Linked DNA regions of Mus musculus: region 1 is linked to region 2. Evidence: chromatin loops called from intact Hi-C (ENCODE). Cell type or tissue: heart. All regions are shown on one strand.

What was found. Hi-C counts contacts between places; a loop is a spot of excess contacts. Peaks named below come from ENCODE experiments on the same cell type or tissue, not always from the same donor. Only the 100,000 strongest peaks of a DNase experiment are listed, where the experiment ranks them.
Region 1: it touches region 2 in a loop (3.0-fold over the local background); 5 of 42 quality-filtered maps call a loop at or near these places.

What each region holds. Positions count from the first base shown.
Region 1 is chr15:77,065,398-77,073,397 of GRCm38, reverse strand. Gm24753 (a small nuclear RNA gene) reads right to left here and starts at 5,607; the gene lies at 5,501-5,607. In heart, CTCF peaks have their summits at 1,676 (motif pointing left) and 4,611; DNase peaks (open chromatin) are centred at 2,307, 4,617 and 7,889; H3K4me3 peaks cover 534 bases; H3K27ac peaks cover 3,105 bases.
Region 2 is chr15:76,978,804-76,986,803 of GRCm38, reverse strand. No RefSeq gene overlaps it. Among named protein-coding and RNA genes, the nearest start is that of Gm35933, 4.8 kb to the left of the region's middle. In heart, a CTCF peak has its summit at 3,885 (motif pointing left); no DNase peak of the experiment used is centred here; H3K27ac peaks cover 568 bases; H3K27me3 peaks cover 155 bases.

The sequences.
Region 1 (8,000 bases), 87 kb before region 2:
GTGGCCCACACCTTTAATCCAGCACTGGGGTATCCAAGTTGAAGGACAGCCTGGTCTACAGATTGAGTTCCAAGACAGCCAGGGCTACACAGAAAGACCCTGTCTTGGGGAAAGTGGGGTAGAAACAGCTGTCACCTTCCAGGCTCTCTTCCCAAAGGCTCCCTAGCTTCCCAGAACAGCACTGTTAGCCAGGTACCAAGTGTTCAAAGAGGATTCCATAGACCACTGCTCACATTCAAACAATAATGGTGAGTCTTCAAATTTTTTGGTGTCCCCAGAATTACTACAAGCCATGTCTGTTGTCCTCATGGCCACTGGCTTGCTGCAGTAGAAATTCCCTAGCTCTGAAATTTCTGGGCTGAGATCTATGTTGATATTAAAACCAGGTTCAGGGGAAGTTTACCTGTTGGGACAAAGGGCATGTTTACATACTCAGGTAGCACATGGGACCCACAGCAGGCTTGCTGGAGCTCAGGGTGTTACCGTACGGGGAGATCTTCATTCTACACACCATGCTTGCCTGTCTTACTTGTCTCAGGCTTGACAGGAAGCACAGCATGGTCACCGGGGCACTGAATAGCAGAGTAAGTAAATGGTCCATCTGGATGCAAACACAAACAAAAGAGTGGCAAGGCACAGACCCAGGGGCACAAAATGGTGGGTGACACAGTTGAAGGAGGGGGGGCACTCAGCTTCTCTCCTCACTGGGTGTTGCCCTCCTCCAGACCTACCTTACCTGTTCTCAGCACACAGCCTGGCCCAAGCTGGCATCCATAACAGGCAAGATGTTTGTAATGCATCCTCCGAACTTGCCATCTTCAAAAGAGAAGCCTGGGCTGGGGAGATGGCTTAGTTGGTGAAGCACTTCTTATACAGGCTTTTTTTTTTTTTTTTAATCCGAAGCATTTGGTGGGGGGCAGTGTCTAATCTGAGCTTTGGGCTCCAGTGAAAGGCTGTCTTTAAAGGGGGAGGGGGTAGGAGACAGCACCTGAGGAATGACTCCTTAGGTTGACCTCTGGCATCCACATGCACATACACACTCGAACACACACACACACCACAGAGGCCCCTGGTTCCAGAGAAAATGGAATATATGTTCAAGAAGTCTCAAAACTGTGGAGAAAAAGAACACGTCTCCTACCTTTCTAAAGCAGTGATCCCTAAACTCAGTTACACAGCAGAATCAACCAGAAATTGCCCAGGCACTCCCCAGACCATTTTAACCCGGTGCCAGGGGATGGCAAAGGCTTACTTACTTCCCTTCTTCATCCCCATCTGTGACCTTGGCTTCTGGTTTATTCTCCATCGCCTTATAAAAGCCAGATGGATTCTGGAAATTCTCTTATTTTCTTGTAGTGGTTTCTTACTTCAGCATTTCCACGTAGATGTTAAATTACTCTTAAGTAGAAAAGTCTAGAAATAAAAGCATCAGGCACTATGGGGACAGCTAGCTCTCGCCCTCTCGGGTCCTCAGCAAAGGTTCTCAGCCCATGCCCCCTCTTGCCCCTCCTCCCCAGGCTCCCAGCCACGTGGGAGGCTGTGCACACCTGGCCAAGCAAAGGTTAACCCTGCAGGTATGTCACTGGTTAACTATCAGTACCTTTCCATCCTTCCAGAAAGGGCCCATGACCACCACTGAGGCAGAGCTGGCTTTGAATCTCTGGGTGCCCCCTGCAGGCTTATCGCGCACACACACTCCGGTGCCCCACCCCCAACCGGAAGCCTCAGGCTCCACCGCCATCCTTTGACACCAATCTCTGCTTTGATTCTTACCACTAAGTTCGGTTTCCTAAGACATTTATCAAAATGCTGGTGACAGCAGCTGCTGAGAACACAGAAGTCCCACTGCGGCAGGTGCTAGGGCCTTCTTTGAGCGTGCCCGTGACTCCAAGAGCTAGCTAGGGGCAGAACTATGACGCTAAGACAGCAAGCAGCCTGATTCCTGGCTGTCCGAGCTTTGGGATAGCTATAGATACATAGGTGGTAGAGAGCCATCCACAAGTACAGAAGATCCCAATGGTAATCTCAGTGCAGACTCAAGCCATGGGGGTTTCCTCAAGGCCAGCCAAGAGAGTAACCAGAGCCTCAGCATGGTGTCCCTAAGTACAAGCCCCTTTAAGAGAAGTAAATTGACCCTACGTGGCAGGGGCTCTCCCTATCACACCCCAAACAGTGATGGGATTCAGGTAAGAGCCCAGGACTCCCACTTCCTAGAGCCTGTTTGCTGCCCTAGCATGGGTCGGGGAGAAGGAAAATCCATCTCCGCCTCTCCCAAGAACACGAGGTGCACAGGTTGGAAGTAACCCACCGACTCCAGTTCAAGTAGGGTCCAGCATCCCCCCGGCACTGTGGGTTTACTGGAGCAGGAGAGAGGAACCAGCCAGAGGTCGGGGGCAGGTAGGGTATCAGGTCAGTGGGTGGGTAGCACAGCAGTGGGGTTCTGCCTATTTAGCCCAGTGCAGTTTCCGGGATCTGATGCGTGGTTCAGTCCCATCCCACAAGGCAAGCACTGTGGCCTTGTATCCACAAGTGAGCCCAGGGCTCTGGATCACAGCGTGAGATCTCTCTTCTGGGTTGAGAAGGGAGAAGAAAGGCCAGGAGGTGGAACTGGACAGTAAGAGAGGATGAGGGCTCCATCAACGGTAGGCCAGGGCCTGAGCCGTGATTATGGTGCTGGCTTCAATCTGTTTCCTGCTGAGGTTCTCACAAGAGTGAGACTTTTCTCTCCTTTTTGCTCAACTCTTTTTGCAAACAGAGGCCCGAGAGAGTGCTACAAAGTTACTTTTCTTGTTGGGGGTCAAACACTTGGCATAAGCAACGTCCATATGTCTCAGGCATTTGAATACTTGGTGCCCTGTTGGTGGTTTTGGGAGAGGGTTAGGAGGTGTGGCCTTGCTGGAGGAAGTATGTCCCTGGAGATGGGCTTAGGTTTTAAAATTCACTCCATTTTGAATTGGTTCTCTCTGTGCTTCCTGCTTGTGGATGGAGATGTGAGCTGGCTCAGCACCATGTTCTTCCCTGCTGTCATGATCCCCACCATAAGAGTGATGGACGTTTATTCCTCTGGAACCGTCAGCCCCAAATAAACTCTTCCTTCTAGAAGTTACCTTGGTCATGGTGTTTTATCACAGCAACAAAAAAGTAAGATATGTTTCTTATTTGGGTCTGTTGTTGTCATCGTCATCTTAAATCTGTGTGTGTGTGTGTGTGTGTGCATATGTCTGTGTGTATGCTTGGTATGCATATGTATATATGTGGTGTGGGTATGCTAGTTCATGTGTGTACATGTGAAAGTCAGAGGTCAATTTCCACTGTTACTTTATACCTTTTTTTTAATGTAATATTTTTCTTGATTCTTTGGGAATTTGATATCATACAACCTGATCACACTCTTTTCCCAGTCCTTCCATGTCTGCCCCAACCCCCAAATTATTTTTGAAAAAAGGAGAAGAGAAAAAAAGAAAACCCAAAGTTTTTTATCTTTAAATTCAATGGAGCATGGTTAAACTCTTAGTAGCCCGCCCTTTAAAACAACTGAGATGTTCTCCTCCCAAGTTCCCAGCAGAAACCATCATCATGGAGGGCTAACTTCAGCATCCTTATCACACTTTTAAAGAGTTCTCTTTGATGGCTTCCAGTTTAGTGACTTCATTATAGTGGTGTCCAAAGCCAGAGCCATATGATGGGGTGGCCTGTTCCACCTTTTTTTGAGACAGAGTCTTTCATTGAACCCAGTTCTGGCTATATATTTTATACATACATACATACATACATACATACATATATAAATACATACATACTATATAGTATATATATAATATATATGCACATATAACAATTAATTAAAATATTTAAGATGCCAATAAATATAGAATGAGTTGCCTAATAGCATTGATAGTCTTAGTGCAAATCTAGGTTGTGGCTGGGTATCAGCTTATTGAACAGTTGGGTAAAGTGTAAAAGAGCATAAAGAATAAAGGGGCCTGTGGTGGGAGAGTATCTTAGTTACTGTCCAGTTGCCAGTAGTGGTGGTGCACACCTTTAATTCCAGCACTTGTCCTTGATGGTTGGGCGAAGGCATGGCAGCAGGAACACGTAGGGTTTTCCCTGGGTGCCATCAGCATTCTGGGACATGAGATAGCTCAGTGTTAGAGGTGACACACAGACATTGTTGCCTTGCATCATCTCCATAGCGGCTTCATGACTCATTGCATTTAAATTTCCTCTGTGCTGGTACCCAGCCAAGAGCCTCATATCACCAGATTCCTTAATCCTTCACCACCCTCCTCCTCCTCCTCCTCCTCCTCCTCCTCCTCCTCCTCCTCCTCCTCCTCCTCCTTATGTTCATCTACAGGAAATGCTTAGAACATTGCCTGGTCTGGAGAGAAGTGAGATCCACCCTCTTGCTCTGCTTAGCTCTGTCTCCCAAACCAGGTGCACTGCTCCTCTGAAGAGGTTAGATCCTAGACACCTACAGGGTGTTCTGTAGTGGCCAGGCTCTGGCTCCAGGGTGAAGCACACTTGACATACTCCCCTCTTCTTTGTTTTCTCATGAGGAAGCAGAAAAACACAGCTCAGCCGCTTTCTAGTCCACCTCCAGGCCACCAGCCAGAGGGCAGCACAGTCCTGGGGTTAGAGGATAGGAAGGCCTGTGGGACCTCAGCCACACAATCAAGTCCGTAATGCCTGTAAGTTCTGCCTATGGCAGAAGACAAGCCAGGCTGTTCCCATGTCCCTGTGTCTCCTGGGCTAGTACAGGAATCATGGTGAGGAAGGGTGGAAGGACCAGGGAACAATGCAGGCATTTCTGGGTTCCTGACCACACCACCAATGATAACCAGCCTTACAAAGCCTGGCTCTGTTTAGAAGCATCCTTGCTTACTTAACACACAGCAGCCGGTGCTGTTCTGCCTCAAAGCTGCCAGGAAAATGACAGAAACACTATTAGAAACAATGTAGGAAGGCAGAGCTGTCTGCCCAGCCACAATCACCATTAGAAACAATGTAGGAAGGCAGGACTGTCTGCCCAGCTACAATCGCCTTTGGAAACAATGTATGGAAGGCAGAGGGGTCTGCTCCGACTTGGAGGAGCCAGGAGGAGATATGGGTTACTTCAGATTTCAAGAAGGGTAACTCTCCAAGGTAAAGTGTGTCTCCAGACTGCAAGCATAAATAAAGAGAGAAAGTGAGGGACTAGGACTCAGACTGGTCCCTGGTAGACAGACAGACAGACAGACAGACAGACAGACAAAAGAGACCTTGATAGATTCATGCTGTTTTCTTTCTTTTTTTTTTTTTTTTTGACTTGATAACAAAACTGCTTTATTGACATCTTTTTACAATGACGGTTTTTGCTCTTTAGGTTTGTTAGTCCTAACACTATACAAAGGTACCTGGTTAAACTATTAGCTTACAGAAAGTGAACCCATGTAACCCACACCCAGGGAGAATATGACACTGACATGCTTCTGCGAGTGTGTTGCTATTGGATACAATTTCAAAAAATATGGAACGCTTCACGAATTTGCGTGTCATCCTTGCGCAGGGGCCATGCTAATCTTCTCTGTATCGTTCCAATTTTAGTATATGTGCTGCCGAAGCGAGCACTCATGCTGTTTTCACTTCAACACTTAAAATGGCTGACTTCCTGCTTTTTTCCTTCCTTCCTTCCTTCCTTCCTTCCTTCCTTCCTTCCTTCCTTCCTTCCTTCCTTCCTTCTGCCTTTCCTTTTCTAAGACAAAGACTAGTGGTCTCCTGGAAACCCCAGGGATCGGTTCAGAGAGATGTTTTCCCCCAACCCCAGGGAACTGTTCAGTGGGGACCTCTTCTCCCATCCCAGGAATCCCATTGTTCTGCCAGGAAGCATTAATGAAACCCAAAAGACCACCAAGGAGCCGTTTCTGATGTGATCACATTAGATTCTCTATTACAAACTCAAGTTTGGGCTGATTCACCACTGACCCACAGGATATTTAGTGATGCAGCCCAGAACGCTGATTGGGACACGGCTTTATAGGAAATGGAGCAAATGAGGTGGTGTCTATCTTGGCAAGCATCTGATTGAATGACTATTGCAAGACAGGTGGGCGCTCTGAAGCAAGACTGTATATAAAAGCAAAAGGTCCGAGAGTACATCTGAAACAATCAGGTTAATCTTTGACTAACTAACTGTTGCTAGAAAGAAGCTAGGCATAACTACCAATGGGGTCCTTCCTCCTACTTGGGTATAGCTTGGGATCGGCTGCAAGTCAAATTCTCAGGCATTTTTTTTCTTTCTTTCTTTAAAGATAGAGGCTGGCCCCAAGATGGAGTAGATTTGGCCTCTCCCCCTCATCCCTGGTGACTGTTCAGTGGAACTTTCAAGTCTCTGCAGGAGTCAGTCAGCCTCCCTGCCTTTGTCTGGGTTATTTAGTCCCTAAAGCATCCATTTCTAACCTCTGGGGAATTGAGGCTCATCTCATCCCCCCCAAACATAGAAATCCCCTGGCCCTCCCCAGAAAACTTGAACACCATATCTAAGTTCCCTCCTCACCATGGGGAGTCTTCTCTTCATGTGCTTTGTCATGTGTGCTTTGTGTGCTCCGTGTGTGTGTGTGTGTGTGTGTATGTGCGCATGTGTGTGTGTGTGTGTGTGTGTGTATGTGCGCATGTGTGTGTGTGTGTGTGTGTGTCTGTCTGTCTGTGTGCTCATACGGGTGTTTGCAAAAGCTTCTCTTTCACTAATATCTGCCTGACTGCTGAGACCTGGTTTTTTCCTGCTTTTTTTATTCTTTAAATTGCCAGAGGGGGGGGGGAATCACCTCCCACAACCTCAGAGCATCAGAAGGTAGAGGTTGGCGGATTGTTCCCAAGAAGCAATATGGAACTGAGGAACAGAGGACCAGCCATATTTGTAAGGAACAGCTTGTCTTCAAGGCACAGATGTACCACCAACACTCCCGAGAGTGCCTAGGGGAAATGTGAGGAAAAGCTGGGCCTAGGTGCAAAGGACTTTTCTGCTCCTGGAACAACAGGCCTGGCTTATACCGTGTGCTTATCAGAGATGTCGAATCCCCGGCCAACACTGTGGGGAAAGTGCCCAGCCTGGCTGCATAGAAGCCTGATGTGGAGTGGTACTGCTAACCACACCCGGCAAGATGGAACTACATCTGTGACCTCAGGAGAGGAGAGCCACCTGGGTGGGACCTCTCTGTGTCTCAAGGGATGTGTTTACAAAAAGATAGAGATAGTATGTGGTCTATGGATGTGTAATCAGGTATGGGGGAAGGGGATGTCTTGGCGAGCCCATGCTGAGCCATCCCTTCCCCCTGAGAGGCCAGACGAGGTATACGAGGTATAATATAAAATAAAGTTTATTCAGGGCATGGGGAGGGGGGTTGAGGGGGTAGAGACAGAGAAAGGCAGAGAGAGAAAGAGAGAGAGAAGAGAAGAGAAGAGAAGAGAAGAGAAGAGAAGAGAAGAGAAGAGAAGAGAAGAGAAGAGAAGAGAAGAGAAATAGAGGCTGGCCATGAACACGTGCAGATGGGGGAAAGGAATAAGGGAGGGAGGAAGGGAAGAGCCCAAGAGGGCAAGAGAGAAACTAGAGAGCAAGAGAGGGAGGAGGGGACAAGCAGCCCCTTTTATAGTGGGTCAGGTCTACCTGACTGTTGGCAGGTAACTGTGGGGTGGAGCATACCTGGCTGTTGCCAGGTAAGGTGGGGTGGGGTGGGGTTTAGATAGAATGCTAACACAAGGTGGAAGAGATATGGCGACCATTGAAGGCACAGAGAAAGAACTTGTGAACAGGCCTGTTCTGGAAATCCTAAGAGGAAATTATCTGCCGACAACAACTGTTGTGAAATGGAACTGCCTTCTGCCCCCCAGCAGTGAGACAAGAGCTGGGCCAGCCGACACCCGGCTTGTCCAAAGCCAAGGCGAGCTTGCCAGGGAGCTGAGCTGCTGGGACTTTTCGCACAGAACACAGTGACATATGCCATGGGTGTTGTTTAAGGAGCTAAGTT
Region 2 (8,000 bases):
AGTGGGAGAGGTTCACAGGCGCTTATAGCTTGCAGCTAGCAGATTGCTGTGGAGGCTGCTCCTGGGTTGGAGTGGGGGAAAGAGCTGCCAATCAAGAGCCTTCCAAGAGGCCTTCAAGTTCTCTGATGTGCTGTCTTGTTGCTGCAGACTCTGATAGAAAAGAAATCTCATTTCCCATCCGGAAAGACCCAGGGATTTAGTTCCAGGCTCATGTGTTTAAACAACAAAAGATGTACCAAAACAAAGCTATGTACCAAGAGAAAGGAGCTGACTGGGAGTGAGAAAAACAATATACCTACCCCTTCCCTACTCTCTCTATCCCTCCCCCACTCCATCTATTCCTCTCCCTCCTCACTTGCTCTTGGCAGTGTGTGTGTGTGTGTGTGTGTGTGTGTGTGCCTGGACCTGCTGAATCACATTTATGTATGTATATGTCTGTGTTGCTGCTCTGTGTGTAGTATGATGCTAGTTTTATGTAGATGTGCACAAGCATGTACGTATGTATGATTCGTATGCAGAGGCATACATAGGGTGTGGAATGCTAGTATTATAAGACCTGAAAAGCCTTACGTCCAGGATGTCGCACTCACAGAGATGCAGAGACAGAGATTGATGCAAAAAGCAAGAGGTTTATTAATCCAGCATGCTGGGGTCATCCTGAAATCGGGACAGAAGCGACCCCAAGTAGCTAAAGCACACACCTTTTATACCAACAGCCCCTTCTCAGAAATGACCTCAAAGACTCGCAACCTGGCCTAAGCATAAAATAGTGAAGACATCCAAGCCTTTGCTGCTTTAGGTCAGCTAAAGAATCAGGAGGGGCCAGGAGGCAGCAAAATTGCTAAAGAGCTCACTGAGGCCCTGACTTTGGATTCTCAGCACCCATTAAGCCAAGTTCAACATCATTGTCAGGAATCCCAGTTCTGGAAAGGAAGGCAGAGGTGGGAGAGTCCCTGGCCAGTCTCCTAGGTGAATCCCTGAGCTGCAGGTTCAGTGAGAGACCCTGTCTCAAAAAGTAAAGAGGAGCTGGAGACATGGCGCAGCAGTTAGAAGCACATACTGTGTTTACAACGGGACCTGAGTTTGGTTGCAAGCACAAACATCAGGTGGCTGAAAACAGCCTCTAAGTTCAGCTCCAGGGGATATAATGCCCTCTTCTGGCCTTTGCAAATGAATACACAAATAGTAAAATAATAGATGTGGTGGCACAAGCCTTTGATCCCAGTGCTTAGGAGGCAGAGGCAGGTGGATCTCTGAGTTTGAGGCCAGCCTGGTCTACAAAGTGAGTTTCAGGGCAGCCAGGGCTACAAAGAGAAACCCTGTCTCAAACAAATAAAAAATAAAAAGGTCTGGATAGATGGCTCAGTGGTTAAGAGCGTTGACTCCTCTTCCAGAGGTCCTGAGTTCAATTCCCAGCAACCACATGGCCCTCTTCTGGTGTATCTGAAGACAGCCACAGTGTACTCGTATAAATAAAATAAATAAATCTTTTTTTAAAAAAAATAAATAAAAATAAAGTGAGTCTTAAAAAACATAAGGTGGGGACAGGAGTGTCTTTGGGACTCCAGATCTCTTGAGAGGGTGACATGGGTTCCTCAACTCTGACTTCTAGCAACAAGAACAGAAATGGTCACAGTTGGCCAACTAGGTGCTCCTCACCCTAAGTATGTCTCCGTGGGACAGCTGCTCTGTGTTCAGGGTGTCTTGTTGGCCTGGTGTTGGGTGTAGCAGTAGTGTATGGGGAGACCCTATTTGTTCACTGTGATCTGTGTCCCGTGCTAACTGCTTTTGTGGTCAGATAACCATAACGCTTAGGGATTTCTTTTTGTCTGTTTTAATGTTTCCTTCTGAAATGTGTATAGCAAGGCCACTTAGTCTGGACCGTGTGTTTTCAGTCTGGGAACAGGATCACAGAGCCCTCTTAAGGAAGTGCATTCAAACCAATGCTTCATGTTCCTTGTGTTTTTCCAAAGTGAGTACTGTAGCCAACATTTATTTTAGTCTTGGGTTACATTTGAAATAAATCAACAGACAAATCCACAACATCCAAACAAGAAAAAAGAAAGAAGAAAGAGTCCAGAGACTGAATTTTGTTCCTGATGAGCCTTTGATGAAGCTGGGGGTGGCGGCACATACCTTTAGTCTGAGCGCTGGGTAGACAGAGGCAGACATCTCTGTGAGTTCCAGGTAGTCTAGCTTCCAGGCAATGTTATAATGAGGCTGAGATAACCCACTCAAGAAGGTTACACGCCACACTTTGTTGATGAGTGAAGAGTGTGGTGAGTCCTCAGCTGACCAAGAGTAGGCTCATGCCTGGGAACGACTCTTGGCATCCAGACAAAGGAGGGCAGGATTTTTAAAGTCACAAGGTCGCAATGCCATCAGACCTAGTGCTGGCCAAGGGTCTTTACAACATAATTTTTTTTTGAGCTTCTAAAATATCACACAAATTCTTAAGGGATTTAAGAGAAGCTGAATTATCTTTCAGGTCAGGATCTTACTCAATAGGGAAGTGTTAATCCAGAAATTTGCAAGAGGAAAAAAAAAAAACAATTCCACAATTTTGAGTCAAATTTGAAGCAAGCTTTAATTAAATACCATCCAGGATGGACTTCGGTCAGGACCACTCTCTGGAATTTCAGCAAGTGGCCATGAGATACATGTTGTAGGGGCTTTTAAGGACAAAAACCATACTGCCACCATATTTTACCATATGGCTTTCTTATTTTCCAAAAACAACAGCTCTCAGCATTTCAGGAAGTTGCCTGGTTCTTGGAAAGAAGGGTTTTATAGGTTAACTTTTGGGTCTTACGTTCCCCATCTTGAGTTATATCCTGGGTCAAGTCCTTGACTCTGTAATGGGTACTTGTTTATATTGGGATCTAATAGCCATCAGCCTCATGGTACCCAGGCAGGAATTATCATCCATTTGAGGCATCGGTGATGTAAAAGCCAACAGAATTAGCAGAAGCAGAAGGGCCAAAGGCCTTGTAATCGCTGACATCAGAGTTACTGTCTGGGAGGAGCCTAGAAAACTATTATTTATCAATTATTTCCTCTCAGGTCCTCTTTTTGTAATATTCCTTTGAGTATACCAGATTACAACCCCATATCATTTGTATAGAAATAACAATTTTCTCCAAAAGCCATATAGTGCCTCTTTGTTCTGTATAAGCCAGGCCAAGGTGCCCTGCCATATTGTAGAACTATTTCAGTTAATAAATCATCCTGTTGATAAGCCTGAGCCCACTGTCTTAGTTTGGGTTTCCATTGCTGTGAAGAGACACCATGACCAGGACAACCCTTATAAAGGAAAACATTGAATAGGGGCTGGCTTACAGTTTCAGAGGTTCAGTCCATTATCATCATGGTGGGAAGCATGGCAGCATGCAGGCAGACTTGGTGCTGGAGGAGTCAGGAGTTCTACATCTTGATCTGAAGGCAGTCAGGAGGAGGTTTTCCTGCCCTGGCCAGAGTTTGAGCATAGGCGACCTCAGAGCCCATCTGCACAGTGACACGTTTCCTCCAACAAAGCCACACCTATTCCAACAAGACCACACCTCCTAACAGAGGCACTTCCTATGGGCCAAGCATATTCAAACCACCACACTCACTTTCCTGGTGCCCCAATTGGCATGATAAGTTATTTCTCCACTAGTGAAATGAGCCAGTTTAAACCAGATTAGAGTATAAAAAGTCAGGTTTATCGGGAAGCCACTCTTGGGTGAGTTTACTGGTCCCAAGAAAGGATGCCAGGGAAGTCATGAAGCCCAGGGAGATAGAGGGGGTAGGGGGAAGAGAGAGAGAGAGAGTGTGTGCACACATAGAAACCAACCACGTGGTGGCTCTCAGCCATCTAATAAAGAGGTCTGGTGCCCTCTTCTGGCATTCAGGCATATACTCAGGACACCATGTACATAATAAATAATATATCTATTTTTATTTATTTTTATTTATATGAGTTCTCTGCAGCTGTCTTCGACACACACTAGAAGAGTGCATAAGATCCCATCACAGATGGTTGTGAGCCACCATGTGGTTGCTGGGAATTGAACTCAGGACCTCTAAAAGAGCAGTTAGTGCTCCTAACAGCTAAGCCATCTCTCCAGCCCAATAAATCTCTTTTTAAACATTATTTTTACACTGTTATAACTTGTGTAGACTTTTAACACTCTTTCCATCTGGTCATATATCAGAGACATGAGTGGCGATCACTGAGAGCAGTCACTCAAGGCATTTCCTTTTAGTGGAAACTTACACCTGGAACCTACGTATTCCTTGATATGAAAGTCTGTTAGTAAGGCAAACCTGCCCGCCTTTTCTTAACAAGAGACCCAGTAGCTCTATATGAACTAACAGGGTGGCTGCAGTCTTGGGGAGAGGAGCCAGTTGCCTACTGCTGCCAAGCTGACAAAGCTACAGGCAGCCTAGCCATCAACACCATCAGAGACCTGAACAGGATAAATTATAGCTGGAAGCATAATCCACATGACCTACGGATCAACTAAATGGCAGAGACCAGTCGATATTCTCGGATACCTAGACACTCATCCCAGGCTCCTGTGTTCTCCATGGCATTGGGGGCAGAGGTGCCAGGACAGCGTTGTCTTCAGCCCCCCAGGATCAGAAGATGAGGGGCTTTTCTGTAGAGGATAAACATGGGAAAGCAAAGTGGGGCAATCAACTCTCCAGTGTCCTGCTTGCCCACAGTTTGGACTGGGCCCTGAAGGCGGGCAAAGCATTGGGGAAGTCTCACCCAGAGGCTAGCATTACCAGAGTCCAGTTACCACAATCCAGGTGGAGCCATTGTCTTGTCCCATTATCCTCTTGGAGATCTGGGGTATCTCTCCATCTGTCATAGTAAGTTTAAACATCTTTTTTTAAAGGTAAGTTTATTTATTTTGTTTTATTTTTTAAGATTTACTTTATTTATATGAGTGCATTGTAGACATACATCTTCAGACACACCAGAAGAGGGCATCAGATCTCATTACAGTTGGTTGTGAGCCACCATATGGTTGCTGGGAATTGAACTCAGGATCTCTGGAAGAGCAGTCAGTGCTCTTAACTGCTGAGCCATCTCTCCAGCCCAAGTTCAAACATCTTAAAATGCCATATTAGGAGCATTATCTATTAAGTATATCAGAGCTAACCCTTGATTTTTTTTTTAATTTCTTGCTTTAGGCTATACCTCGAAAACATATACAGGAGGCTAAATAAAGCCTTTCCCCTGTACTTATCTACATTCGTATGACTCCAAGTAGAGCTCTCAACACATTAAAGCTTAATCACCTTTAACAATTTCTGGTTGAGGCTCTTTTTGTGAATACAGTCCATAGGAAGATTGGCGACCTTACACCCTTACAGTGTACCATTCTAGAAAGTAACAGTTTTCTTGTTGTTGGTGAGGCCCCAGACAGCAGGAAGCAGTCTAGAGAGAATGACAACCCCACCCCAGCTCCCCAGTCACACCTAAACATTTCTTCGTCTTTTATAATAAATAAGTGGGAGACATGTTGGAAAACCTCACCCCATAAGCGCCCCCCCCCCCCGCCGCTTTTAGTAACCTAGCAACAGCAGGCCATATCGTCATCAGCGACACATTTCACTGCCACGTGAGTTGCACGCAGTCTCCCTGCGCGCATGCGCTATAACTCCTTATTTAAAAAGCGCCTTCTCTTTCTGCCCTCTTTCCCTTTCCACCCTCCCTCCTTCAGAGGCAGCCTCTGGGTACACCTTCTCACCAAAAACCTCTCCCATGAGATGGGTTGCATGGTGTGACTTGGTAGCAATCCTTGGCTCCAATGCTGCCTCTTATTTCATAACAGCAGAACACAGGAGGAGTTGGATGGAGAAGGAAGAGGTAGAAATGATACAAACACAGTACTCATGTCCTAGGAACCTGTACTGTGATAGGCTCCCACAGCATCTCTGTACCGACCCATGTGCCTCTGGTTACTGTTGCCAACGACCAAGCTATTCTCCCTCAGCCTGGGAGACTCTACTGCTCTCTCTCCTTTAGGGAAGTCTCCATCACCTGCAGAGTCAGTTAGATCTCTAATGAAATTATTTGCCCCAGGACCAACATAGTCCCCAGAGGAACATCACAGCAGACTGAAATGATACACAAAAAAATATTTACTAACAGTCACATTAACTCAATGTGATGTTTTGTATATACTTGGCCCAGGGAATGGCACTATTAGAAGGTGTGGCCCTGTTGGAGTAGGTGTGGCCTTGTTGGAGTAGGTATGTCACTGTGGGTGTGGGCTTTAAGACCCTCATCCTAACTGCCTGGAAGCCAGTATTCTCCTAGCAGCCTTCAGATGAAGACGTAGAAACTTTAAGCTCCTCCTGCACCATGCCTGCCTGGACGCTGCCACGTGCCCACCTTGAGGGTAATGGACTGAACCTCTGAACCTGTAAGCCAGCCCCAATTAAATGTTGTCATTTTTAAGACTTGCTATGGTCATGGTGTCTGTTTACAGCAGTAAAACCCTAATAAAGACAGCCAATTCAAAGTTCTGGCTCCTTTATTGACAGCCACACCAAGAGTAGGCTTGTGCCTCTGGAAGACTTGGTGCCCAAGCTCAGGGGTACAGCATTTTTAAAGTTTACATCAGTTCCAGTGGTGAGGACTGGGGGTGGGGGAGTACATTAGCGAGGATTTGTAGTGGCCTAGTAACATCTGCTTTCTTTGTAAGGCTCAGCAGCATCTTCCAGACACTACATAATATTTTTGGACCATGGTCAAAATCATGGACAGTTCCCAGAAGCCTGGCCAAGGTGAATATGACCTTGACAGTTGCAGAACAGCTGAGAGTGACCAGGCAGGCACACAATAACACTGGGACAGGGTGGCTTCTCTTCGTCATTTCAATCCCCATGTCTTTAGTTTTAAACACTTGATCTCTGCTATGGGGTAAATACTGAATCCCAGGGCTCATTCGCTTAACCCAGGCAGTTCTTTGTCTGATGAACTTTAAGAAGCGATTTACTACACAAGACTCCACATCTAGTCATATAAAGAAAAGGAGTAAGGGACCAGCCAGGCCAGGGAGGAGGGTTGTGAGCCATGGGTTCCAATCAAACGCTTTGTGGTACCAGGATTTATTTGACTCACACTCCTGTTGCCTCTTGTCTAAATTACTCTTCACCTTCTGCAAAGTCTCTTTAAGCACTCTGATTTGTGAACATAAAGAAGCAAGCCTCCCCAGTATCACATAAAGTGACCCCTGGGACATAGAAACTAAGTCCTAGCCTTGCAGGTTTTGGAAGACTACACCTGCCAGAAACTCTACACAGGTCTGGAGGATATCGAGGGACATTTGGAGGTATCTAATGTCTGCACCTGTCTGATGGCTTATCTGTTGTAGGCCCTCTATTTTTCTTTGAGTATGACTGTAGTGCTAAAGGAAATGGTCCCGGCTACCCTCCTTCCTACCATCATTGGAACAAGGAGAGAGGGAGCCCTCCTGTATCACGTGTGGGGCAGCCCAAAGGGGGATAAGAGGTGGGCCCCCACTGGTCCTGAATAAGCGTATATTTGGGGTAGTACATGTACTATCAATCATACATAAAACGGGATTATAATGCAGATGTTCTAAGGTTATACTGTGGGTGAGGCCAGTGATGCAGGCCTACCAAGTTCCCGTGAGAGAGAAGTAAACATCTGGGTTAAGATTAACCATGAGACTAGTAGGCAGAAAGGGAGGAGGTGGGTATAACCAAGCAGGAGTCCTGTGTGAGCGGCTTAGCCTGAGTGGAACTGGTCCAGGTGAGATGCTCTATTTCGGGTCCTGGTCTAGGCTTGGCACAAGAGGGATGAATCCAGGTGGGGTCAGCCTTGGCTGCAGTTGGCTCTGTCGGGACGGCAGTATGAGGTCCTCTCGGGGCTGATGTCAGTCTTTCTTTCTGAAACGTCTTGATGTACACTGTCTCCCCCGGTTAGAACAAATGACAAGGCATCAAAGAGGTAACTGGATGGGCATCTGGAGCCT